2 separate regions of the Homo sapiens genome follow, and region 2 is linked to region 1. Evidence: chromatin loops called from intact Hi-C (ENCODE). Cell type or tissue: natural killer cell. All regions are shown on one strand. Each heading gives the region's core, and the rest is flanking DNA. Links, peaks and the distances in the headings are about the cores only.

What was found. A loop is a pair of places that touch in the nucleus more often than their neighbours do. Peaks named below come from ENCODE experiments on the same cell type or tissue, not always from the same donor. Only the 100,000 strongest peaks of a DNase experiment are listed, where the experiment ranks them.
Region 2: it touches region 1 in a loop (5-fold over the local background); 2 of 110 quality-filtered maps call a loop at or near these places.

Annotation. Positions count from the first base shown.
Region 1 is chr16:71,407,495-71,419,842 of GRCh38, reverse strand. LINC02136 (long intergenic non-protein coding RNA 2136) reads left to right here. Exons shown (of 3, transcript NR_146574.1): 2 at 4,848-4,978; 3 at 9,309-9,402. Among named protein-coding and RNA genes, the nearest start is that of LINC02136, 13 kb to the left of the region's middle. RefSeq lists enhancers at 7,157-7,246, 7,320-7,821. In natural killer cell, for the core only: CTCF peaks have their summits at 6,748 and 6,947 (motif pointing left); DNase peaks (open chromatin) are centred at 6,932 and 7,372.
Region 2 is chr16:71,739,747-71,752,094 of GRCh38, reverse strand. AP1G1 (adaptor related protein complex 1 subunit gamma 1) reads left to right here. Exons shown (of 23, transcript NM_001128.6): 14 at 1,763-1,885; 15 at 2,112-2,201; 16 at 3,717-3,844; 17 at 5,403-5,507; 18 at 6,481-6,622; 19 at 6,825-6,951. Among named protein-coding and RNA genes, the nearest start is that of SNORD71, 13 kb to the left of the region's middle. In natural killer cell, for the core only: CTCF peaks have their summits at 5,256 and 5,459 (motif pointing right); a DNase peak (open chromatin) is centred at 5,464.

The DNA of each region.
Region 1 (12,348 bases), core at 2,588-10,587:
TTGCTTCTCAGGGCTGTTTTGAGGAACACAGTTGATTGAAGACTCTCCCTTCCTCTGTATGTTTACCCTGAAATGTGTCTCAAGTTGGTAGCACCTACTTTCTCTGTGGCAAGAGCTCCTTTTTTTTTTTTTTTTTTTGATAGGGAGTTTTGCTCTTATGCCCCAGGCTGGAGTGCAATGGCGTGATCTCGGCTCACTGCAACCTCCGCCTCCTGAGTTCAAGCGATTCTCCTGCCTCAGCCTCCCAAGTAGCTGGGATTATAGGCATGTGCCACCACACCTGGCTAATTTTATGTTTTTAGTAGAGACAGGGTTTCTCCATGTTGGTCAGGCTGGTCTTGAACTCCCGACCTCAGGTGATCTGCCTGCCTTGGCCTCCCAAAGTGCTGGGATTACAGGCGTGAGCCACCGCACCGGGCTGGCAAGAGCTCTTTTAACATACTATGCCATGAAGGAGAGTTCATGGGTGTTCTTGTTCAGAATGCAACTCTGGATCGTATAAGGCCTTTCTTGTTTTTCTCATTTTTAATCCAGGTCTTGGAGTTTTGGTTATTTTCTTCTGGGGGAAAGATTTTGCCACTTCCCTTCCTGTTCTTTTCCTTGCTAAGCAAACTGGTTTTTGAGATTCCGTTTGCTAACAGCTTTCATTCAGGCTCTGTGGTTTTTAGATTGATGTTCCAGAAGAGGCTTGGTCCCATGAAGTAAGTCAATGTTACTTTTCACTATGGCAGTTGCTCTCCCAGCCCCTGTCTTGCGGATGCTCTTCCGAAGTGCATTTGGAAGGCTGCGTCTCGCTTCCATTTCTTTCTCTTCCAGAGTCACCTTGCTTAAGGGCTGTGATTTTCTGCTAATGCTCTGCATGAGTGGGCTGTGCAGATGCACGTTGATCTTTTCAGGAGAGTGTTGGCCTTATGCAGTGGATAGTCACCTTCTTTCAGCGGATTTACTGTTCTTCCAGATGTTGCTTGTCTGATACAACCTCCCTCTGTGTTGCCTGGAAGTAGTCTGTGCTTTTCCCCATCATGGTTAACGAAGACTCTGTCGAAGTCATCTGCCGTCTGACTTGTCCGAAACTGTGTCTCATCGCTCTACTGGCCTGCCGGCGCTTCTCATGGTGTAATGTGATCTTTTAGATGGGCGTTTTCTTGTGTCTTGCAAAAAAGGACATGGAGGACTCTCTGAGATTGCTCATGGCATTTGATGAAGTCATTAAAGGCAGCATGTTGGTTTCTCTGTTTCTCTTTTTCCTGTAGGAATTCTGAAGCCTCATGTGTTCTTCCCGAGCCAGACAGAAGTTAGATCCACGTGTCTCCTTTGCATTTAAATTCTTTAAAGCTCTTCTTACCTTAGAAAGTGTTATTAAATCTCACATATGGTTTTGTTATATTTCACATTGTCTCTGTTTTCTCTTGTTAACTGGCTCCAAATTAACAAGCAGTTTCCTCACTAGAATTTAATTTGATATGTTGAAGCCCAGACTCTTCCTTTGACTGATTTCTGTTTTGTACTCTGATGGCCTCAAAGAATGTCCCTGAACTTTTGATCTTTTTGTTCAGAGTCAAACAGTATATTTAGAATGTCTCCCATTCCTTCAGATACATTTTGAGGATTCAGTTGACAGTCTCTGGGGCAGGAAGGAAAACATCCCCCCAGCCTCTCAGCTGAAGCCCAGGCACTAGGCTGGGTCTGCAAAAGCTGGGGGTGAGGTCTTTGGGGAAGCCTCTTAGATTGGTGAGGAGGATATGGTCCCCCTCTGCCTCAGGTTTGGATGGCCTCTGTTCTGGGGGCTCCCTTCCAACAGAGAGGGCTGTTCCTTGGCCTGAGGGGCAGCAGCTGCAGGAGAGGAGTCTGAAGTGGGGGTCTCCTGTGTCCCTAGCCTTTTTCCGGGTGAGCTGCAGCCTCCAGAGGGAAGTGGCAAAGGCTGTGGTCCCTGCAGCACCCTACTACATATAGTAGCAACAAAGATGATTAAATACTTAGGGATAAACTTAATAAGAAATGTGCAAAATCTATAAAGGGAAAATTTTACAACACTTCTGGAAAACACTAAAGCACGTGGAGTGGGAAGACATCCCTTGTTTTTGGCTATCATAACTCAACATCAAGATGCCCTTTTCCCCCCAAGTTGACTTATAAATTGAATGCCATTCCTATAAAAATACCAATAAGCTTTGTTTCATGGAGTTGATAAGCTGATACTAAAGTTTCTATGGAAAATAAACATGCTGAAATAGCCAGGGAAAAACTGACCAAAATGGGGGCCTCACCCTATGGGCTGTTAAAACAAACTATAAAGCCTCTGTAATTAGAACAGTGTGGCATTGACCACATGAACAGACAGACAGACCAATGGAATAGAATAGAAAGTACAGAACAGACCTAAGTACGAATGGGAATTTAGTATATGATAAAGGTGGCATGTGAAATCTCAGAGGCAATGATAGACTATTTATTTATTTATTTATTTATTTTTTGAGATGGAGTCTTGCTCTGTCATCCAGACTGGAGTGCAGTGGCACGATCTCAGCTCACTGAAACCTCCACCTCCTGGGCTTAAGCGATTCTTGTGCCGCATCCTCCCAAGTAGCTGGGATTACAGGTGTGCACCACCATACCTGGCTAATTTTTGTATTATTTATTTATTTATTCTGGTAGAGATGGGGTTTCCCCATGTTGGCCAGGCTGGTCTGAAACTCCTGACCTCAAGTGATTCACTCATCTTGACCTTCCAAAGTGCTGGGATTACAGACATGAGCCACTGTGCTTGGCCCAGACTTTTTAATAAATGGTACTGGGATAATGGGGTAGTCTTTTTTTTTTTAAAAAAAGATAAAATTAGATCTATTGTTCACAGCATATATAAGAATAAACTCAAATGGATCATGAATTTAAGTGTAAAAAATGAAAACATGTAAGTACTAGGGGGAAAAAGTCCGTGGGTGAATTCCTCTTAACCTCAGTGTAAGGAAAGGATTTGAAAGCATCACTCAGAATCCAGAAGCAATGAAATAAAATTCTGGCAAATTGGACATGGCAAACCAAACCAAACCAAACCAGACAAAACAAAAAACCCAAACCACAGAAACCAAAGTAACTGAAAAATTGAGAGAAAATATTTGTAACACATACCACAGACAAAGGGCTAATCTCCCTTATATATACAGAACTCTTAAAAATTGAGGGACAGAGGATGAAATACTCCACAGAAAAAAGAGAAAAGACTTGGACAATTCACACACACATTAAAATGGTCCTCAAACATATGCCAGTTACTGGGACAGTGTTGTGGGGACAAAAATAAGTAGACACAGTTCCTTCCCCCAAGGAGTTTCCAGTTCACTGGGAAAGTCACAGAAACTAACTTGAATGGGGACAGAGTATGGTTAAATTTCAAGGGGTAGGCTGGGTGCGGTGGCTCATGCCTATAATCCAAGCACTTTGGAAGCTGAACCAGGAGGATCACTTGAGCCCAGGAGTTTGAGACCAGCCTGGGCAACATGATAAGACCGCATCTCTACAAAAAATTAAAAAACTAGCCAGGTGTGGTAGTGCGTGTCTCTAGTTCCAGCTACTTGTGGGGGGGTGAGGTGGGAGGATCACTTGACCCAGGGAGGTTGAGGCTGTAGTGAGCCATGATCGTGCCACTGCACTCCAGCCTGGATGACAGAGGGAGACCCTGTCTCAAAAAATAAATAAAAACGGGTGGGGTTGGATTTCACCTGAGCCTGCTGGAGGGCAGGGAGGAGCAGTTGGTGGGGTGGAATGTCAGGGAGTGAACAATCTAAGAGGCAGGTGAAAGTGGTTCTGAGCAGAGAGGACCATTGGGGGATGAGGCAGCTGTTGGAGAGGGATGGGTCAAGGGATGGAGGGTAGCACTGTGAGCTGAAATAGGTGAATTGGGAGGGATGCTGGCTAGAGAAGAGGTAAGTCCAGCACTTACTGTGCTTGGGGCTGTGAGAGGCACCTGAGGACAGATGCCTGTCCTCCAGGATCCCACAGTCCTGGGTGGAAACCAGCAGGGCCTTGATGAACTAGACTTCCGGAGAGAATGAACTCAGTACTGTAGTGGAGGGACCAAGGGCAAGCTGCCCAAGGCTCAGACTAGAGTTGGGGCTGGTTGGGTTTCAGGTGAAGACAGATGTCCATGTGGATCTAGCCCACTGGTCTCTGGACATGTGGTTATGTTGGTCAAAGGAGAAGACCAAGGCTCAGAACAAAGACTTGAGATTTGCCCCCTCAACTGTCAGAGAAGGAGTTATGGAGGGAGATCGTGGCCTGAGGGTCATGGAGTGGCCAGGGGAGAGTCTTGGTCAGTCACACATTGGAGGCCATGAGAAAGAGTAGTTAGGAGAGGGGTGCTTGAGCCAGTAATCAGATTCAAGTCCCTGTTATGCTCATGTGCCAGCTCTGCCCTTGAGTTTTCTCATCTTTCAATTGGGGAATGGGGCCGGGTGCGGTGGCTCACACCTATAATCCCAGCATTTTGGGAGGCCAAGGCGGGTGGATCATGAGGTCAGGAGTTTGAGACCAGCCTGGCCAATGTGGTGAAACCCCATCTCTACTAAAAATACAAAAATTAGCCAGGCATGGTGGCGGGCGCCTGTAATCCTTGGGAGGCTGAGGCAGGAGAATCGCTTGAAACCAGAAGGTGGGGAGGTTGCAGTGAGCCAAGATCATGCCACTGCACTCCAGCCTGGGTAACAAGAGCAAAACTCTGTCTCAAAAAATAAATAAATAAATAAAAATTTAGAGAATGAATCAAGGCATGACTGTAGGACCAAACGAGTTCACATATGCAAAGTGTTTTAATATGGTCAAAGCATTCAATAAATGCTGCTGTTAATTAGGAGGCAAGAAGAGATTGAAGGGAAATCTCAAGGGGCTCCAGAGACTACTACGATGGTGCAAAGTCACAGAAGCCCTGGGAAAAGCAGGTAGAATGGAGTTGCCATGACATTGAGCCTCACCTAGATGCCAGGTAGGTAACACGCATTATCACAGGTGAGTCTCACTGTAATCTCACAAGGGAATTTCTATGGTCATCCCCACCCCACAGTGTAACAAGCTCAAGGTCCCAAGAGTATGACCTACGTTTCCTGTTCTGGACCTTAAGTTTTATTTATTTATTAATTATTTTACTTTTTTTGAGATGAGGTCTTGCTCTGTCACACAGCCCAAAGTGCAGTGGCACGATCCTGACTTACTGCAACCTCCGCCTTCCAGGCTCAAGCAATCTTTCTACCTCAGCCCCCCAAGTATCTGTGAGTACAGGCATGTGCCACCACACTCGGATATATATATATATATATATATATATATATTTGTGTGTGTGGAGATAGGGTTTCACTAGGTTGCCCAGGCTGGTCTCAAACCCCTGGTCTCAAGTGATCCGCCTGCCTCGGCCTCCCAAACTGTTGGGATTCCAGGCGTGAGCCACCGTGCCCAGCCTGGACCTTAAGAATGAAATCATCCTTGGGTTAAAGGCTGGTCTCCCTTAGAGATGGTTGTTTGCAGGTCACCTTCCAGGGGCTAATACTCTGGCAAATGCTGGTGACCTTGAGATGAATGAGCCTTGATCCGTGTACTCAGTGAGCTCTCAGGATGAGGGTTCCTGTAGCCTCTCTCTTCATTGCATCATCTCCAAAACCTGACAGGACTGATGCTGGAAGGTCTTTCCAAGGCCCAGACTCCTCTCCTGGCTCAAACACTTTCCATGGCTCTCTGTGGCCTCCAGCCCAGGGTCTGAATTGGTTCTACCTGGCCAAGTGCTCTGCCTGCTTTTAGGGTCTGGTCTGTGCCGCGAGCCCCTGTCCCATCCCAGCTTTATCTCCCACAACTTCCCAGCCCTTACCTATGCCCTGGTCATGTGGATCCTTTCCTGTATATCTATACCCTTCATTCATCTTGGTCTTTTGGTCTGAAATGCAGCCCCCTCCTCCACTGGCCCCTGAAACCTAACCCACCCTCCTCCTGCACTGCCTGGACTGCAGGAAACCTTTCCAGGCTACGTATCCAAACTAGTCTTTTTCTCCCTCCTCTGTTTTGCTAGATTTAGAGATGGTTCTAGTACGTGACTCAAGGTAAGAGGTTGTGTTTGACTGATACCAAGTGCGTCTGTCCAGAGTTAGATATGAGGATAGAAGTTCCTTGAGCCAGGGATGGTATCTTAGCTATCCCTGGGATCCCCACAGGACACGTGCTAACAGGGAAATTCAAAGACCCCACCAAACTCCTGCCACCATTTCCTGCCCTCTTGTGCCCAGGCCCACCTCTGGGTTGGAGGAGCAGGGTGCTGTGGGAGAAGGTGCACTGGTCCTGGAGTCAGGGCCTTCAGGTTTGTGCCATCCCACTGAATACATGGCCAATGACCTTGGGCAAAGGGACTCCTGCCTCGGGGCTTTAATCTGTGCATCCACAGACTGTACATATGGCATTGGACCAGGACCTCCCTAGTGCCTTTTTGGTAAAGAGGACCGTAAGTTTCTTAGACTTTTAATATGCAGATGAATTCTCTGGAGAATCTGTTAAATTGCAGATTCTGACTCAGTAGGTTTGGGGCAGGTCCTTATTTCTAACAAGCTCCCAGGTGACCTTGATGCTGGTGGTCCGTGAGCCACGCTTTGCATTAACAAGGGTCTAACCCAGTGATCCTCAGCCCTAGCCCGATAGAAGAATGGCCTGAAAGGTCGCTCTTTCCCTCCTCCACTGCCTTCTGCATTTTAAATTAAAGTTTCCCTTGGGAGATTGTAAAAAGATGTTAGGATGGCACCCCAGGGCCATTAACTCAGCATTTGTAGGGGTGGGAACTTGGCATCGGTAGTGTTTAAAGCTCACCAGGTGAATCCAGTGTGCAGCCAGGACTGGGAACTGATTTACCTCGTGGGTGGAGAACTTTAGCAAATGGTTTTCAGGCGAAGCTTTTTGTCTCTGCTGCCCCCTTGTGGTCATCTTGTTCACTCACAGTCAGAGCGCAAGCCCTGTTCCCAAGAGAGATGGGAATCGCAGAACAATTGGGAAAATAATGTCGCTGCCCATGGTGGACGGGCTTCCCTGAGACCCCAGCACTCACCCTGACATGGGTGGGCTCCTCCTCTGCCGTGATGCTGAAGACGATTCCTTAAACAAGGGCCTCGCTCCCAGTGTCCTGGGGGTAGCCCACATGAGTAGGAAAAACTCTGGGTGGGCCAGGAACTGGAAACAGCAGGGGGCCCTGTAGTCGGCAGCTGAGATAGAGGTTGGATAGAGCAGGTCCAGGAGAAACTTCCTAGGAGAAGGTGGGCGCTGAACCCAACCCTCAGCTCTCCTGGGCGGGAGTCAAGAGAAGTCTTAGATGCAGACGTGAGGTTTGGGTTGCTTGGCGGTCAGCCAGCAGGGGGCACTCTGGCGCCACGTAGAGTTCCCAGGTCGGGTCTCCTAGTCTTCGTCGTCTTGACTGGGAACTGTCCACCCCGGTGCAGGATGCCCCAGGTGCAGTGGAGCAGCTCAGAGCCCCAGGGCGTGACTGTCCGCAGCTGGCTGGCTTCCCTCTGTGCCAGGTGCAGGGTCAAGGATATCCCCATGCACAGAGCCTGCCGTCAGTGGTATGAGGAGTATGAAGGTTCTGATGCTGCTGCCCATTCAGAAATGCAAAATGGCCCAGTACCTTGAGCACAGGTCTAGTCCCTACTGTGCCCTGCCTGGCTGTGTGATCTTGACACATTCATCTCCCCTTTGTGGGCCTGCTTCTCCCTCATCCAATGCATCCCCCAAGCCATCCTGGGCTGTGGTGCTGCTCCCCAGACAACAGGGAGTTGGACTCATGGTTTTGGGGGGCTCACATTGCCCTTAGGGGGCCAGAGTCAAGGGAATCACCTTTTTTTTTTTTTTTTTTTTTTTTTTTTTGCCTTCTGCTGTAGGGCCTGGTTCTGGGCTGGACTTTCCCCATCCTCTTCCTGAAAGCCACCCTTGTTCAATCATGGGGACAAGATACAGTCCAGGAAAGGAGCTAGGGCCCTCCTAAGAGATGATCCCGAATAGGGCCCAGCTGTGGACAGGATGATCTCTTTTCCAGCCGGGCGCCATGGTTCATGCCTGTAATCCCAGCACTTTGGGAGGCCGAGGTGGGAGGATCACTTGAGGTCAGGAGTTCGAGATCAGCCTGGCCAACACAGTGAAACTCCTTCTCTACTAAAAATACAAAAAATTAGCTGGATGTGGTGGTGCATGCCTAGAATCCCAGCTACTTGGGAGGCTGAGGCAGGAGAATCACTTGAGCCTCTGGGAGGTGGAGGTTGCAGTGAGCCAAGATTGCGCCTGGGTGATAGAGTGAGATTCAGTCTCAAAATAAAATAAAAACGCCAAATCCCTTTTCTGTTAGTTGTCAAACACACTAGACATCAGGACACGGTGGTCCTGGCTACATGACTGCCTTGTAACAGTGAGAAATATCCAGAGATGGGATGCATGTTAGAGTTGAATGGGGTTTGTCCCGGGGAGAGAGGGGAACCAAAGGAATAGCAAGAGGGTGGGGAGCTTAGCTTTAAAATAATGTTTTGGCTGGACATGGTGGCTCATGCCTGTAATCCCAGCACTTTGGGAGGCCGAGGTCAGGAGTTTGAAACCAGCCTAGCCAACATAGTGAAACCCCATCTCTACTAAAACTACAAAAATTAGCTGGGCATGGCGGCACATGCTGTAATTCTAGCTACTTGGGAGGCTGAGGTACGAGAATCGCTTGAACCCAGGAGGCAGAGGTTGCAGTGAGCTGAGATCGTGCCACTGCATTCCAGCCTGGGCGATGGAGTGAGACTCAGTCTCAAAAAAAAAAAAAATGTTTTACTCATTTAAAAAATTGGTCTGGTGTACCTACGGCAAATGGGTGGGACTTGCTAAATCTGGTTGGCTGTTGCTTTCTGAAACACAGATTTTAGACTTGAATATATGCATTTGCAAACTCTAAGACATATGCGCCTCTGAACACAGTCTGGGTGAATGCAGTTTGATTGTCACAGGCTTCCGACAGAGTTGCAGGTGTTGTATTGCGTGGTTTTCAACAGCAATCAGACCAAAAGGGTGACTACTAGCATGTGAAAACAGAGGATAAGCTTCCTGGGCTCAAACTCCTGAGCTGGAAGTCAGTTCCAGGCCATAGTGTCCAGCCAGAGGAGGACAGCAAGATCGACTCCTGCGTGACCAGTAGCTCACCTGGTCCAAATGTAGCCTCTTACTATAAAACAAAGGCAGAGAGAGACTGAGGGAACTGGAAAGAGGTTCAATGGAGGAAAAATAAGGCAACCTCAGGGATTCACTTTTACTCTCATTTCATTAAGTTCCAGATATTGGCAGACTGCTGGCCTCCTGAGGAGCACAGGAAGGGGCCTGGCAGACTGGTGATCCTGGTTGGAGATGAAGAGGGGCTGATTAAGAGGAGCTGACTGAGGCTGGGAGGTTTCCTGCCCGGGAGTGGCGAGCCTGTCAGAGCTGCACCTGGGCCTACCTGTACCTAGGAGAGATTCAGGGTATGGTTGGCTTCCCACAAACACCTGGGGCTCGAGGAGTGCGCTGCCTCTGTTCCACACCTGATGTGATCCACATCCACGCCCATGCACCTGGCCAGGAGAGTGACTGTCACTGATGAGGCAGTGTGATAGTACCTCTGATGGTTTCTCTGAGATCAGCCTTTGCACTTCACCTGTGTGGGCCAGATGGAAAGCCAGGGTGGAGACGGAGCACCCTGGGTCAGCTGGGATCCCACCGTGCGATTCCACGGCATGGGGTGTCAGAACCTGGAGTGCCGGTGGTGGCCAGAGCAGGGGTGGGGTGGCATTCCTGTGTCTCTGCCACTCACTGGCTGTGTCACCACAGAAAAGTCATCTAAACCTCTCGGTGCCCCAGTCTTGTTCTCTGTCCATGGCAATTCGGGTAGACCTGACCCGGTTGGATGGCTCTGAGGTTTCAATGAGGTATCATACATGCAAATGGTTTTTTTGGAGCCAGGTTCTTTTTATTTAAAAAGATTTTTTAAAATGGGAATACTCGCTAAAAAGAGTACCTGACCTCAGCTGGGCACAATGGCTCACACCTGTAATCCCAGCACTTTGGGAGGCCAAGGCGGGTGGATCACGAGGTCAGGAGATGGAGACCTGTAGTCCCAGCTACTCGGGAGGCTGAAGCAGGAGAATCGCTTGAACCCAGGAGGTGAGATTGCAGTGAGCTGAGATCACGCCACCGCTCTCCAGCCTGAGTGACAGAGCGAGACAAAAAAAAAAGAAAAAGGAAAAGAACCTGACTTCAGTATCTTTGGGTGTCTGGGATTGAGGAGTGTTCCTGAATGGGCATCAGGGATTGATGAACACTTGTGTAAGAGTTAAAGAAAGAGGAAAAAAACATGAAATTTTTAAAGACAGGTTTACTTTAGATAAAACCTGGAGGGGCTTCTGGCCGATTTTGGTCAGGGGCGCTTTCTGTTACAGACTAAAAGTATATATTGGTTTTAGGGTGAGGGTCTTATCACAAGCTTGGAATGTTTTTGGGTCAGGGAGAAGTCTATAGCCGGGTCGGAATGTTTCTGGGCAGAGAGGAGGTTATCTTGGGGCTGACGTCTTTCCGGCAGGAGGGAGGTTAGTTATCTTGGGGCTGGCATCTTCCCAGCCAGAGGGGGGTTATCTTGGGGCTAGCATGTCTCTGGTTGGGGAGGAGTTTGGAATGTTTCTGGTCGGAGATGTTATTTGTAGTTTCTGGTCATGCCGACCTTAGCCATTAGGCTGATGCCTTTTGGCTTTAGGCGGTTTTTGATTAAGATGAATTTTAAAATAAGGTGCTTGTCCACAATGGCAAGGCCCCTGCTCTGTCACCTTGCCCCCCAAAATTGCAAAGCTTTGTTTCTGTGTATGCATGTATAAATATTTTTTTTTCCCTTAGGAGCAAAGGCAATAGCTTAACTAAGATGTTCAGAGGGATCATGACATAAAGACTGGATGCCTGGGGTTGGGGTCAGGGGCGTGTTTCAGGTGCCTTTATTTTATACCAGAGTTTCCCAACCTGGGGAATCTTGCCATGTGGGGCCAAATCATTCCTTGTTGTTGTGGACTGACTTGTGCATTGCAGGGTGATTAGCAGCATCTCTGGCTCTACCCACTAGATACCAGTAGCACCCTCCACCCCATCCCCACCTCGTTTCACCAATAAAAAATGTCTTCAGACATTGCTCAATGTCTTTGGGGAGGTGAGAGTGGGACAAAATTGCCCCCAACTGAGAACTGCTGCTTTGTGATGTTCCTAGTGGAGTTGAGCCCTCGATAAGTGGTTGTTATTTGCTGTGTTGAAGTTTGGCAAGATTTCTCTTCTGGGCTTTATTGATCTCTTCCTATTTCTGTGCACTGCTTAAAGGGAAAGTCGACGACTACAGGGCTTCCAAACTGCAGCCCCATTGGATATAAAGTACGAGTTCCTTAATCTGGTAGGGCAGCCTGATCAACTGGAACTTGGTTCTTACTGTGTTTCTCGTTATGCAAACCTTAAGGATTCCAGCCTGGACAACATAGTGAGACCCTGTCTCTACAAAAAAAAAAAAAAAAAAAAGAGAGGAAAAAAAAAAAGAAACGAAATTCAGCAGAGCCCAGTGGCATGCCCCTGTAGTCTCAGCTATGCAGGAAGCTGAGGTGGGAGGATCACTTGAGCCCAGGAGTTCAAGGTTGCAGTGAGCTATAATTGTGCCACTGCACTCCAGCCTGGGTGACAGAGTGAGATCCTGTCTCTAAACAAACAAACAAACAAACACCCTAAAGGTTTTTGAGAGCATTAAGTGCAACATAAACCTTTCAGTCCTTTACTATTAAAATATGAGCTACAATTAAAATGAAACAGTTAATTTTGTGGGGAGCAAGATCTTGAGATAATCTTCATTTGTGGTGAATACATTTCTGTTTAACCACAAGCCTCAGAATTAGTAGTTCCTCATTCAGAGGAAAGATCAGAGAAGGGTCTTATGGAGAAGGACCAGCAGGAGACAGAGGTGGAAGAGTTGGATGCATTTGAAGTCTCCACTATTTAGGAGGTGGCCTAAAAGATCCTGGGGAGTGGGTGGGCACCTCCTTTTGGCACCCCGGATGTGAGGAGGGTCTCCAACACTGATTTTGGCTGCTGCTTTGTTGCACCATCCTCTATGGATGGTTCGGCTCTTCTCTTGTTTGGCTTCTTATACACCTGCTCTAAAATCTCCCCAGGAATTCCATACAATTCACAGAAGTGTTGCTGCTCTGGAGTGAGAAATGTTCCTCCAGATTTTGGAGAAACTTTCTTTCTGAATGTCTCCAGAGCTTGCTTCGGAGCAGCCCTTCAGTCACAAGTTTAGCAGCATAATAATTCCTC
Region 2 (12,348 bases), core at 1,595-9,594, 330 kb before region 1:
ATATTTGAATGCCTAACCAGCCTTACATACCTGGAATACGTGGTCAGGGTATATTATTCTTTTTATAACTTTGTTGGGTTTGATTTGCTAATATCTTGTTGAGTATTTTTATATGTGTATTCATGAGAGAGATTGGCTTATAGTTTTCTCTTATAATGTTGTTTTTGACCCATGTGTTATTTAGAAGTATGTTCTTTTAATCTCCAAATATTTTGGGATTTTTTTGCACCTGTCTTTGTGTTGCAGATTTCTAGTTTAATTCTGTGTGGTCTAAGAGCATACTGTCTATGATTTATGTTATTTGAAATTTGTTAAGATATTTTTTATGACCCAGAATATGGTCTTTCTTGGTTCAGTGTAAGTTTAAGAAAAATGTGTATTCTGCTGCTGTTGAATGAAGTAGTCTTATTATACAAACCCATTAGATCACCCTGATGCTTTCTTGTATTTAATGCACTCTGCTTTACGGAAGGATGTAAATAAACTATACTGCAAATTACCTGCTTTTTAGCTTCTCACCTTTCCTTCTGATCATTTTCCCAGAATTCTTCCTCTGTCTTTGTGTTTCTTAACAGGAGTGACCTGATAAAACCCTGATCACCTGGCTGTTTTTTTTTTTTTTTCTTTTTTTTCCTTTCCAAAATACACATGGTTAGGACTGGTCTCAGTCTTACAAATTAAATCTATTGTTCTATTTAGGAATGGGAGATTGACCAAGGTTGGGTGATAAAGTTTTAAACCTTTACATTATTATTATTATTATTATTATTGTTGGTAGTGATGGAGTCTTGCTGTGTGGCCCAGGCTTGTGTCAAACTCCTGGCCTCAAGCAGTCATCTTGCTTCAGCCATCCAAAGTGCTGCGATTACAGGTGTGAGCCACTGTGTCCAGCCTTCCTTTTTTAATTTGGACAAAGAGAAATTTTTTTTTTTTTTTTTTTGAGACGGAGTCTCAGTCTGTTGCTCAGGCTGGAGTGCAGTGGCGCAAACTCGGCTCACTGCAAGCTCGGCCTCCTGGGTTCACGCCATTCTGCTGTCTCAGCCTCCTGAGTAGCTGGGACTACAAGCACCCACCACATGCCCGGCTAATTTTTTGTATTTTTAGTAGAGACGGGGTTTCATCGTGTTAGCCAGGATGGTCTCGATCTCCTGACCTTGTGATCCACCCGCCTTGGCCTCCCAAAGTGCTGGGATTACAGGCGTGAGCCACCACACCCGGCCTTTGGACAAAGAGAAAATTTTTAAAAATAAAATAAAATTTAAAAATGTAACATATTTAAATAAGACTTTGAAGTTTGAGCTGTTATGAACCTGAGAATTGGAACCAAATTTATCTTTGAGGGTGTTTTCTGGTATTCTTCTTTTAAAAACAATAGTAATGGCTGGGCGCAGTGGCACACGCCTGTAATCCCAGCACTTTGAGAGGCCGAGGCAGGTGGATCATCTGAGGTCAGGAGTTCGAGACCACCCTGACCAACATGGTGAAACCCCATCTCTACTAAAAATAGAAAAAATTAGCCAGGTGTGGTGGCATGTACCTGTAGTCCCAGCTACTTGGGAGGCTGAGGCATGAGAATCGCTTGAACCTGGGAGGTGGAGGTTGCAGTGAGCCAAGATCGCGCTATCGCACTCCAGCCTGGGTGACAGAGCGAGACTCTGTCTCAAAAAAAGAAAGGAAAAAACACACAGTAATAATAATAGCTAACACTTGTTATCATCATTTCTGTGTGTTTCTAGGGGTAATTGTCTGCATTTCCTTTTAGGCAGGAAGTTATGTTCGTGATGATGCAGTCCCCAATTTAATCCAGTTAATAACTAATAGTGTGGAGATGCATGCCTATACTGTCCAGCGCCTGTACAAAGCAATTCTTGGTGATTATTCTCAAGTAAGTACTTCATTCAACTATTTTAGGGGGTAATTTTACCCTCAATTTTTCTGGTATGTTTTTCTTCTTTTTTTTCCCCCCTCCTCTCTCCCCTTTGGTATGTCTTTATTTCTAACACTCTAGATATGCACAGTTTTGATCTTTATTATGAGATGACCTATGATTTGCATTAAATAACTTTGGAAAAATTGAAGTTCTTGAGAAACGTTGACTTTTCTTTTCACAGCAACCTTTGGTACAAGTGGCTGCATGGTGTATAGGTGAATATGGTGATCTTCTTGTATCTGGCCAGTGTGAAGAGGAAGAGCCTATTCAGGTACTCCTTGTCACTCTTGGTTAAGTGGGGGAAAATAGTGGTTTTGGTTATAGGAGAGTAGTGTTTAATGGGGAGTTGAGGTTGATTCCTTGAAAACTTTTTAGGCCAGGCGTGGTGGCTCATGCCTATAATCCCAGCGCTTTGGGAGGCTGAGATGGGAGCATCGCTTGAGCCCAGGAGTTTGAGACCAGCCTGGGCAACATGGTGAAACTCTGTCTCTACAAAAGACACAAATATTAGACAGGTATGATGGTGTCTAGTCCCAGCTACTCAGGAGTGAGACCCTGTCTCAAAAAAATTTAAAAAATACCCAACTTTTTAAAGAAGCAAACGCGAATTATATTGGAAAACCTGCCATTTTTTGAGATGGAACTTATTGAGCCATTGTGAGGTTTTTTGTTTTTTTTTTTTTAATAGAGTCTCACTCTGTCACCCAAGCTGGAGTGCCATGGTGGGATCACAATTCACTGCAGCCTTGATCTCCTGGGTTTCAAGCGATCTTCCCACCTCAGCCTCCTGAGTAGCTGGGACTATAGGCAGGCACCACCCTGGCTAGTTTATTCTACTTTTTTTTTGTAGAGACAGGGTTTCACCGTGTTGCCCAGGCTGGTCTTGAACTTCTGGACTCAAGCAATCTGCCTGCCTTGGCCTCTCAAAGTGTTGGGATTAACAGGCATTGCTGAGTGTGGTGGCTCATGCCTGTAATCCCAGCACTTTGGGAGGCCAAGGCGGGTGGATCATGAGGTCACCTGCAGGGTGGTTAGCCAGACCATCCTGGCTAACACAGTGAAACCCTATCTCTACTAAAAAGTAGAAAAAATTGGCCGGGCGTGGTGGCAGGCACCTGTAGTCCCAGCTACTCGGGAGGCTGAGGCAGGAGAATGGCGTGAACCCGGGAGGTGGAGCTTGCAGTGAGCCAAGATTGCGCCACTGCATTCCAGCCTGGGTGACAGAGCCAGACTCCGTCTCAAAACAAAAAAAACAAAAAAAAAACAAAACAGGTGTGAGCCACTTTGCCTGGCCCCATTGTGAGATTTTAAAACCACTTTAGGCCCAAGTCTCTGTCCTAGTGGACTGAATTACTGTTTCTCTTACCCTCTGGCTGGTAAACAAGAAGAAATGAGACATGTATCCATGTTCTTATTTGCACATTAAAGGACTGGCTTTAAAAGGGAAAATTGTGGCAACAACACTTGAACTCTGTATGTTTTTCTTTTCTTCTTCTGTTTCTGCCACTTGAAGCTCTAATATTGCCTCTCAGCCCCAGTGGTCATTTTTCACTCTTTTTACCCCCACCTGCTCTGGTTGATAGAACCAGAGCACTTTTTTTTACCCCCAACTACTCTGGTTGATAGAACAGCTTGGACAGTTACCCTGGCAAAGCACAGGTTGAGTTAGAGGCTTTTGTAACGGTAGGATTGTCTTTCTGGCTGCTTCCCCTGACTTGATATCAGATTTAGATGCTTAATCATGCTACTCATTCTTCATCGTCTTCTTTTTCCTCCTCCTCCTCAGGTAACAGAGGATGAAGTGTTGGATATTTTAGAAAGTGTCCTAATCTCTAATATGTCCACCTCTGTGACACGAGGTTATGCCCTCACTGCCATTATGAAGCTTTCCACTCGATTCACTTGTACTGTAAAGTGAGTATTGAAGAAACATAGGGTGAACAGGTTGTTTTGTAATTAAAAAACAAAAAAAATCCCAAAAAACTTGTTATCATGGAAAATTTCAAGCATAGACAAAAGTAGAGAGAATAATAACACAAATTTCCATTACTTATTTCTCCACAGTCACAGTGATCAATTTGTGGTTAATCTTTATTCATCAGCACTTTGTTCCCTCTCATTCTTTTACTCCCTTGTGGATTATTTTGAAGCAGAAAAGTTTAGGGGGTTTTGTTTGTTTGTTGAGACAGGGTCTCGCTCTCTTACCCAGGATGGGGTGCAGTGGCGCCATCATATTTTACTGCAACCTTGAACTCCTGGGCTTAAGGGATCTTCCTGTCTCAGCCTCCAGAGGAGCTGGGACTATAAGTGCACACCATCGTGCCTGGCTAATTTTTACATTTTTTTGTAGAGAAAGTGTTTCGTTTGTTTGCCCAGGCTGGTCTCAAACTCCTGGGCTCAAGTGATCCTCCTGCCCTGACCTCCCAAAGTGCAGGGATTACAGATGTGACCCACTCCACCTGGCCTAAAAGTTACGTTTTTAGAATGAGATTTCTAATACCTTTTTTTTTTCTTTTTAAGTTGAGAATCTACTTCCCCATATAAAGGTTTTGGTTTATTTGTATTTTATATTTCATTTTATTTTATGACAGAATCTTGCTCTGTTGCCAGGCTGGAGTGCAGTGGCATACAATCTCGGCTCACTGCAATCTCCATCTCCAGGGTTCAAGCAATTCTCCTGCCTCAGCCTCCTGAGTAGCTGGGATTACAGGCGCACACCACCATGCCTGGCTAATTTTTGTATTTTTTGGTGGAGATGGGGTTTCACCATTTTGGCCAGACTGGTCTCGAACTCCTGACCTTGTAATCTGGCCAAGGTTTTGGTTTATTATATTTTGACAAGTCTTAATAGGAATAAAATCATGAATGTTTTGGTGATTAAATCTTTTAATTCTCCTCTTTGCTTTTTTGAATAAAGTAGATTCTCAGGTCACTTTCCCACCCAAGCATATTTAAGGCCAACGTAGTTCTTGTAGTCTTTCTGCTTCACTTTTAAATGTGAAGTCTTATAAAAAATGGTATTGAATTACTTTTAAAATTCTGAACTGGAAGAATTTGGGGTCAACATTTTGAGGCTCTGACCCTTTTATAGATTAAAAATTATTTAAAAATTATCAAAGAAGAGAATGAACAGTACAAATTTCTTTTGTGGCAAAGTAATAGTTGGTACTTTTGTCTAGCAAAGTTTAGGGAGTGGCATATATATATGTGTTTTTTCCACACCATCATTGTTGCTGAATGGGGATGGCATATTTAACAGACAAAAATCTAGTGTTACAATGAGAATAGTATAATGCGAATGTCAGATAAATGGATGAAAGTAAAGTGTTTTGTTTTTGAAAAACTATATAAATTAAGAAAAAATGAGTATTTCAGTATTTTAACCAGAAAATTCTGGCTTATTAAACATTATCTCTGCTTATTTGTGAATTTTCTTTTGGGTATTTTATTTCGTTTGTCATTTTATCTATAGCCGAATTAAGAAAGTGGTTTCCATCTACGGAAGCAGCATTGATGTGGAACTCCAGCAGAGGGCAGTAGAATATAATGCACTTTTCAAGAAATATGACCACATGAGGTGAGCGAAAGAAACTAAGCAATGCGTGTATCTCTTAGCATCCTGACTAAATTGTCATGGTAATCCATAAAGAAGATTCATTCCTTGTGCTTTATTAATTGTTCCTCGTATCCCTATTTAGTTCTAATTGCTTGTCTGCTTCTGTTTTGTCCATCTTCTATTCTGCCTAGTCTCTAAAGAAATAAATTAACTCTCTTTCATTCCACCTCCAACACTTACACTTTTTTTGATATGGAAAGTTTGCTTTATTTTCTATTTTATTTAGTTAAGAAGTGGGAGGCCGGGCGTGGTGGCTCACGCCTGTAATCCCAGCACTTTGGGAGGCCGAGGCGGGCAGATCACGAGGTCAAGAGATCGAGACCATCCTGGCCAACATGGTGAAACCCCGTCTCTACTAAAAATACAAAAAAATTAGTTGGGCATGGTGGCGCATGCCTGTATTCCCAGCTACTCGAGAGGCTGAAGCAGGAGAATCATTTGAACCTGGGAGGCGGATGTTTCAGTGAGCCAAGATCATGCCACTGCACTCCAGCCTGGCGACAGAGCAAGACTCTGTCTCAAAAAAAAAAGAAGTGGGAGTTGTATTTTTTCAAGACAAATAATCTCATTCAAATTCTTTTACTGTTAACATTCTAGTGTTTGGGTCATCTTTTATTCTTCTATTATACAGTATCTTCTTGACTGTTAATACCTATGGATTTACCTTTCTTTCATCTCAGTCTCTCTACCACTGAAATATATGCTTTGGGATTTAGCTGGGCAGTCTGTTTATTCAAGATTTTTTTGTCTGCCCTTAATCCAGCCAGGAATTTAGGTCATGTATTCTTGTAATCTACCTTCTATTTTAGTGTGTGTGTTGGATGGGGAGGGGAGATAGATCTCCATGCTTGGGCTCAACATAGTTAATGGTGATTATTTTGGGTAGGGAATCTAGGTTAACTGCCTAGAATTTAACCACTTCAGATTCTTCTAGGTCTGCCCTACTTGAGAGAATGCCTGTCATGGAAAAAGTGACCACAAATGGCCCTACTGAGATTGTGCAGACAAATGGAGAGACAGAACCAGCTCCACTAGAGACCAAACCGCCACCCTCTGGGCCACAGCCCACCAGCCAGGTAGCCAGCCTTTCACTTGCTCATCTGGGGCTTCTTACGATTTTATAGTCCCTTACAGCTTGTCTCTTAGCTGAGTCCCTTTAATGTTCCTGGGTTGGTTGATGATTTCCTTCCTTATTTTTACATATTGAAAGAGCTTTGCATTAGATGTATACTAGACAAATCAAATAATAATGAATTGAGGTGTTGTTACCTTGTTTAGGCCAATGATTTATTGGATTTGTTGGGAGGAAATGACATAACACCTGTTATTCCAACTGCGCCTACAAGCAAACCATCTTCTGCTGGTGGAGAACTTCTTGATTTGCTGGGAGACATCAACCTTACAGGTGAGGCAGTCTGGAGCTATTTAATACCTGGGAAAAGATAGAGGCCTCAGGGAAAAACTAAACTGAACCCAGACTTTCCAGCACGTGAATCATTTGAAGATGGGAGAGGCTAAATCAGAAGCAAGAGTCAAATCTTCACAATATCCGGGTTATATGTTGTATACTAATAATGCTCTAAAGATAATTTATACGGATTTCTTAAAGGCAAACTCCTAATTTTGGGTGAATAAATTATTCATAGTGTTTTAAGATAGAAACTACTTTTCCTGGCTGGGCGCAGTGGCTCATGCCTGTAATCCCAGCACTTTGGGAGGCAGAGGCAGGTGGATCACCTGAGGTCAGGAGTTCTAGACCAGCCTGGCCAACATGGTGAAACGCCATCTCTACTAAAAATACAACAATTAGCCGGGTGAAGTGGTGCATGCCTATAATCCCAGCTACTCCGGAGGCTGAGGCAGGAGAATCGCTTGAACCTGAGAGACGGAGGTTGCAGTGAGCCGAGATCGCGCCAGTGTGTACTGCAGCCTGGGTGACAGAGCAAGACTCTGTCTCCAAAAAAAAAAAAAAAAAAACACACTTTCTCTTTCAAGCTCAAAAAATATATCCCGTATCACCTTTGCTTTTAGTGTCCCAAGACATGACTTCTTCTTGGTTCCTTCCCACTAATGGTTAGTTTTCAGTAGCTGTGGCCATTTGTGGAGAGATGTTAACCTGCTACTTACCTCTTCCCTTTCACACTTTCTGTAATTAAAGCAACTGAAGGGCAATCACTCATAATATTCAAACATAACTTTTCATTTGGGAATATTTTTTCTTCTGTTCATATATACCAGTCATTTGTAATTGACATGTTCAGCAATATGATAAACCCGAGTCCAATACAACTTTTATTTTTATTTTGAGATGGAGTCTTGCTCTGTTGCACAGGCTGGAGTGCAGTGGCACGATCTCGACTCACTGCAACCTCCGCCTCCCGGGTTCAAGCGATTCTTCTGCCTCAGCCTCCTGAGTAGCTGGGATCACAGGCACGCACCACCATGCCCTGGCTAATTTTCGTATTTTTAGTAGAGATGGGGTTTCTCCATGTTCGTCAGGCTGGTCCTGAACTCCTGACCTCATGATCCCCCTGCCTCGGCCTCCCAAAGTGCTGGGATTACAGGCGTGAGCCACTTCGCCTGGCCTTTTTTTTTTTTTTTTTGAGACAGAGTCTCACTCTGTCACCCAGGCTGGAGTGCAGTAGCATGATCTCGGCTCACTGCAGCCTCTGCAACCTGGGTTCAAGCAGGTCTCCTGCCTCAGCCTCCTGAATAGCTGGGATTACAGGCGCCTGCTACTGCGCCTGGCTAATTTTTGTAGTTTTAGGAGAGACAGGGTTTCACCATGTAGGCCAGGTTGGTCCCGACCTCGTGATCCACCCACCTCAGCCTCCCAAAGTGCTGGGATTACAGGTGTGAGCCACCACGCCTGGCCTACAACTTCTATCCTAAATTTCAGTGTAAAGTATAGCTGAAAGGTTAAAGTGTCTTTTTTTTTTTTTTTTTGAGACAGAGTCTCACTCTGTCAGCCAGGCTGGAGTGCAGTGGGATTATCTCGGCTCACTTCAACCTCTGCCTCCTGCGTTCAAGTGAGCCTCCTGCCTCAGCCTCCTGAGTAGCTGGGATTATAGGCGAATGCCACCATGCCCGGCTAATTTTTTGTATTTTTAGTAGAGACGGGGTTTTGCTGTCTTCTTTAAGAGGATAATGAAGAGTTAAAGCACACATGACCTTGAGTAAAAAATAGACATAGGATAACAAGTTGGATGGTTAGCTAAGCTCATTCCCACAGGCTGATTTTTTTTTTTCCTAATACAGTGGAGTCACAGAGTATAGGATTTATGTCTGTGTCTTAACAAAATTTCAAAATGTTACTTGTCATGTACTTATGAATCATTTACAAATGGTCAATTTCAAATCCTCAAATGTCAAAGCTGTACTGGATAACCGGCAAAGAAAAAACAACCCCACAGTTAAACCATAGCATATACTTCACCTAATATGTTAGTATTTCCATGTTAATATATATAGCCTTCATAATTATAATTTTAGGTGACTAATACTTTATCAACAAATTTGCTCTGTTTACTCAGTTCGTTAGTATTGGGTAGTTTGGCTTTTTTTTTTGGTTTTTTTGAAACGGAATCTTGCTTTGTTGCCCGGGCTGGAGTGCAACAGCACGATCTCGGCTCACTGCAACCTCTGCCTCCCGGGTTCAAGTGATTCTCCTGCCTCAGCCTCCCGAGTAGCTGGGATTTATAGGCACGTGCCACCATGCCCAGCTAATTTTTGTATTTTTTTATTAGAGATGGGGTTTCACCATGTTGGCCAGGCTGGTCTTGAACTCCTGACCTCAAATGATCCTCCCGCCTTGGCCTCCCAAAGTGCTGGGATTACAGGCATGAGTCACCGCACCCAGCCAGTATGGGGTATTTTGTTTCTAGATTTTTCTTACCTAGCGGCCTCAACAAATATTACATCAATTTGTTCTTATTTTAGATTAATTTGTTAGACTAAGTGACTTAGTCTTTCTGAATCTGGTTAAAATTAGGATGATTAATACTTACTCCATAAGATATTTGTGAGGCCCATTGACCTATTCAGTGCATGATACATAGTAGGCACTTGGTAAATATTATTTACCTTTTCCTCAATTTATATGTTTAACCGCACAGTCATAAGCATTGTATATTATCATTTTAAAAAGCCCTATTGGGTGAAAATTTGGTCCTATTATATTTTATTTTTATTATTATTTTTTAAATTTTGTAGCCCTCTGCCAGGCTTGGTCAGCAGAGAGAGGCCCTATTATTTTTTGATCACAGAGAATGTTTAATATTTATTCACATATTTGTATTATAGATGAGGTTCCTTTCTGAACATTCCTGTATCCTTAGCTCATTTATTGTGGAGTCTTTTCTTTTTGTTCCTACTGTCTTGTTTTCCTAGTGTTATATGTTAAAGCAAAATGATAAAATGTTAAAAAGTCTGGGTTTTCTTGCCTTATTCATAATGTGTTTTAAAGATGTTTTTCCACTTTTTACATTAAGTTTTAAAATTTTGAATTCTAGATTTCTTAATTTATCATTACAGTTTTACCCCATTATATAGAAATTTAAGTCAGTAGAAATTCAGAATAGATTTAACATGTGTTTTTAAAGGGTTTGGAGCAGTAAGTTTCTGCTCTTCTCCTAAACTACCTTGCTATACTTTTACAGGACAAAGAAAAGTGAAAATTTGAGGGAGTTGGGGACCTATATGCTGCCTGTATCTTGAGTAGCCTCTGATTTTCCATGAGAACACATTTCTAAAATTGTTTTGAAAATGGGAATTGGGGGAAATTTTCTCGATTTGATTTTTTAGACTAGGAGAACTGTATGAATATTTCTTTGTCTGCTTCATTGATAATCTGCTGGACTGCACAAATGGTGTTTGCATTTATTTTAGCTTCTCGTGCTTGCTTAGCCATCCGTATTTCTATTCTCTTTGCTAATTTTTAATATGTCATTTACTTGTTTTTGTTTTTGAGATGGTGTCTTGCTCTGTCACCCAGGCTGGAGTGCAATGGTGTGATCTTGGCTCACTGCAACCTTTGCCTCCCAGATTCAAGCGATTCTCCTGCCTCAGCCTCCCGAGTGGCTGGGACTATAGGCGCGTGCCACCACACCCGGCTAATTTTTGTATTTTTAGTAGAGATAGGGTTTCGCTGTGTTGGCCAGGCTGGTCTCAAACTCCTGACCTCAGGTGATCCACCCGCCTCGACCTCCCAAAGTGCTGGGATTACAGGCATGAGCCATCGCGCCCAGCCTGTCATTTACTTTTCTAGTATTCTTTAGTATCTTTTTTCCCCCTCATTCTTGCTGTCAATTTCTTAAAAAAAGATGATATTCTAGCCTTCCTTTATTTCATTGTGATAGTTCTTTTTTAAATGGCATATTTTCAGTTAATTTCACAAGTAGTTTGAAATCTATTTAAATATTAAATACATTCTCTTAATTTTACTGAATTTCCTTATGCTTCTTCTTCGAATCTTGATATCCCTCATGTTCTATGAATTATCTTCTATTGTATGATTGTCAAGTTGTTCTTATTTGGAAAGATTAAATAAGAATGGTAATCTATTTCTTTTTCCCACCCCACTTTATACCACCCCTCACAGGGTGCGTGTGTGTGTGTGAAAATTTTATTATACAGCATTTAACATCTACAAAATTTAATGAATGTTTTGATCTACCTAGTTTGTAAAATAAAATATTAAGAGGGTTGATGTTCTTTGTGTATTTCCCTCTCATCCCATTTCTTTTTGATTCCAGACGTAACTACTGTCTATCCTAAAGTAGTGTTTAACATTGGTGTTTGCCATTCCTGTGCATTTCTTGATATAGTATGTAGTATTATTTTGCCAATTTTTACCTTTTTAGACAAGGTATCCAACTGAATGTGTTCTTTTTTGCACCTTTTTTTGCTAAACATTGTAATTGTGAGAATGAGTTATGAATAATCCATGTTAAGTGTATTTCTAGTGAATTCACTTTTTACTGTTGTACATGTGTAGTATTTTAGTATATCAATATATCAGTTTACTTATTCATTATCAAGATGACAGACATTTTGGTTGTTTCCAGTATTTCACCATTAGGAGTGTTCCTGCTATGAATGCTTTTGGATGTATCTCCCAGTGAACACATGCAAGGATTAATTAAAAGCATTCCTAAGAAGGGGTAATCGGTTCTCAACTGGGGAAGATTTTGCCCTCCAGGGGTTGGCAGTGTCTGAAGATATTTTTGGTTGTTACAACTGGGAGGATGCTACCGTCTAATGCATAAAAGCCCAGGGGTGCTACTTAATATCCTACAATAAACAAGGCAGCCCCCTACAACAAAGAATTAGGAAGCCTAAAAGCTATTACTGTCAAGGTTGAGAAACCTCAGTTTAAGGATATACTGATGTTCAACTCTACTGTTGCCAAATTACTCTCTAGATTGGTTGTGCCAGTTTACCTTCCTATAGCAGAGCTTAAAATTTCCCATCGTTCCATCTTCTTGCCAACATCTGGAATTATCAGACATCGAAATTTTCACCATTCTGGTAGACATGAGGTAGTATCTCACTATAATTTTAAATTCCACTTCCATCATTACTGGTAAAATTGAGCATCTGTTTGTAAGATTCCCTTTTCATTCAGGTTTCCTCTTTTGTGACTTGCGTGTTTTTATATCTTGACACTTTTAAATTGGGTTATCTGTTTCTTATTGGTTTTATAGAAGACAGTTATCGTTTGGATACTTATCCATTCATTACTGTATAGCAAACATTTTCTCCTGTCTGTGGGCTCTCTCTCTTTACTTTTTTTTTTTTTTTT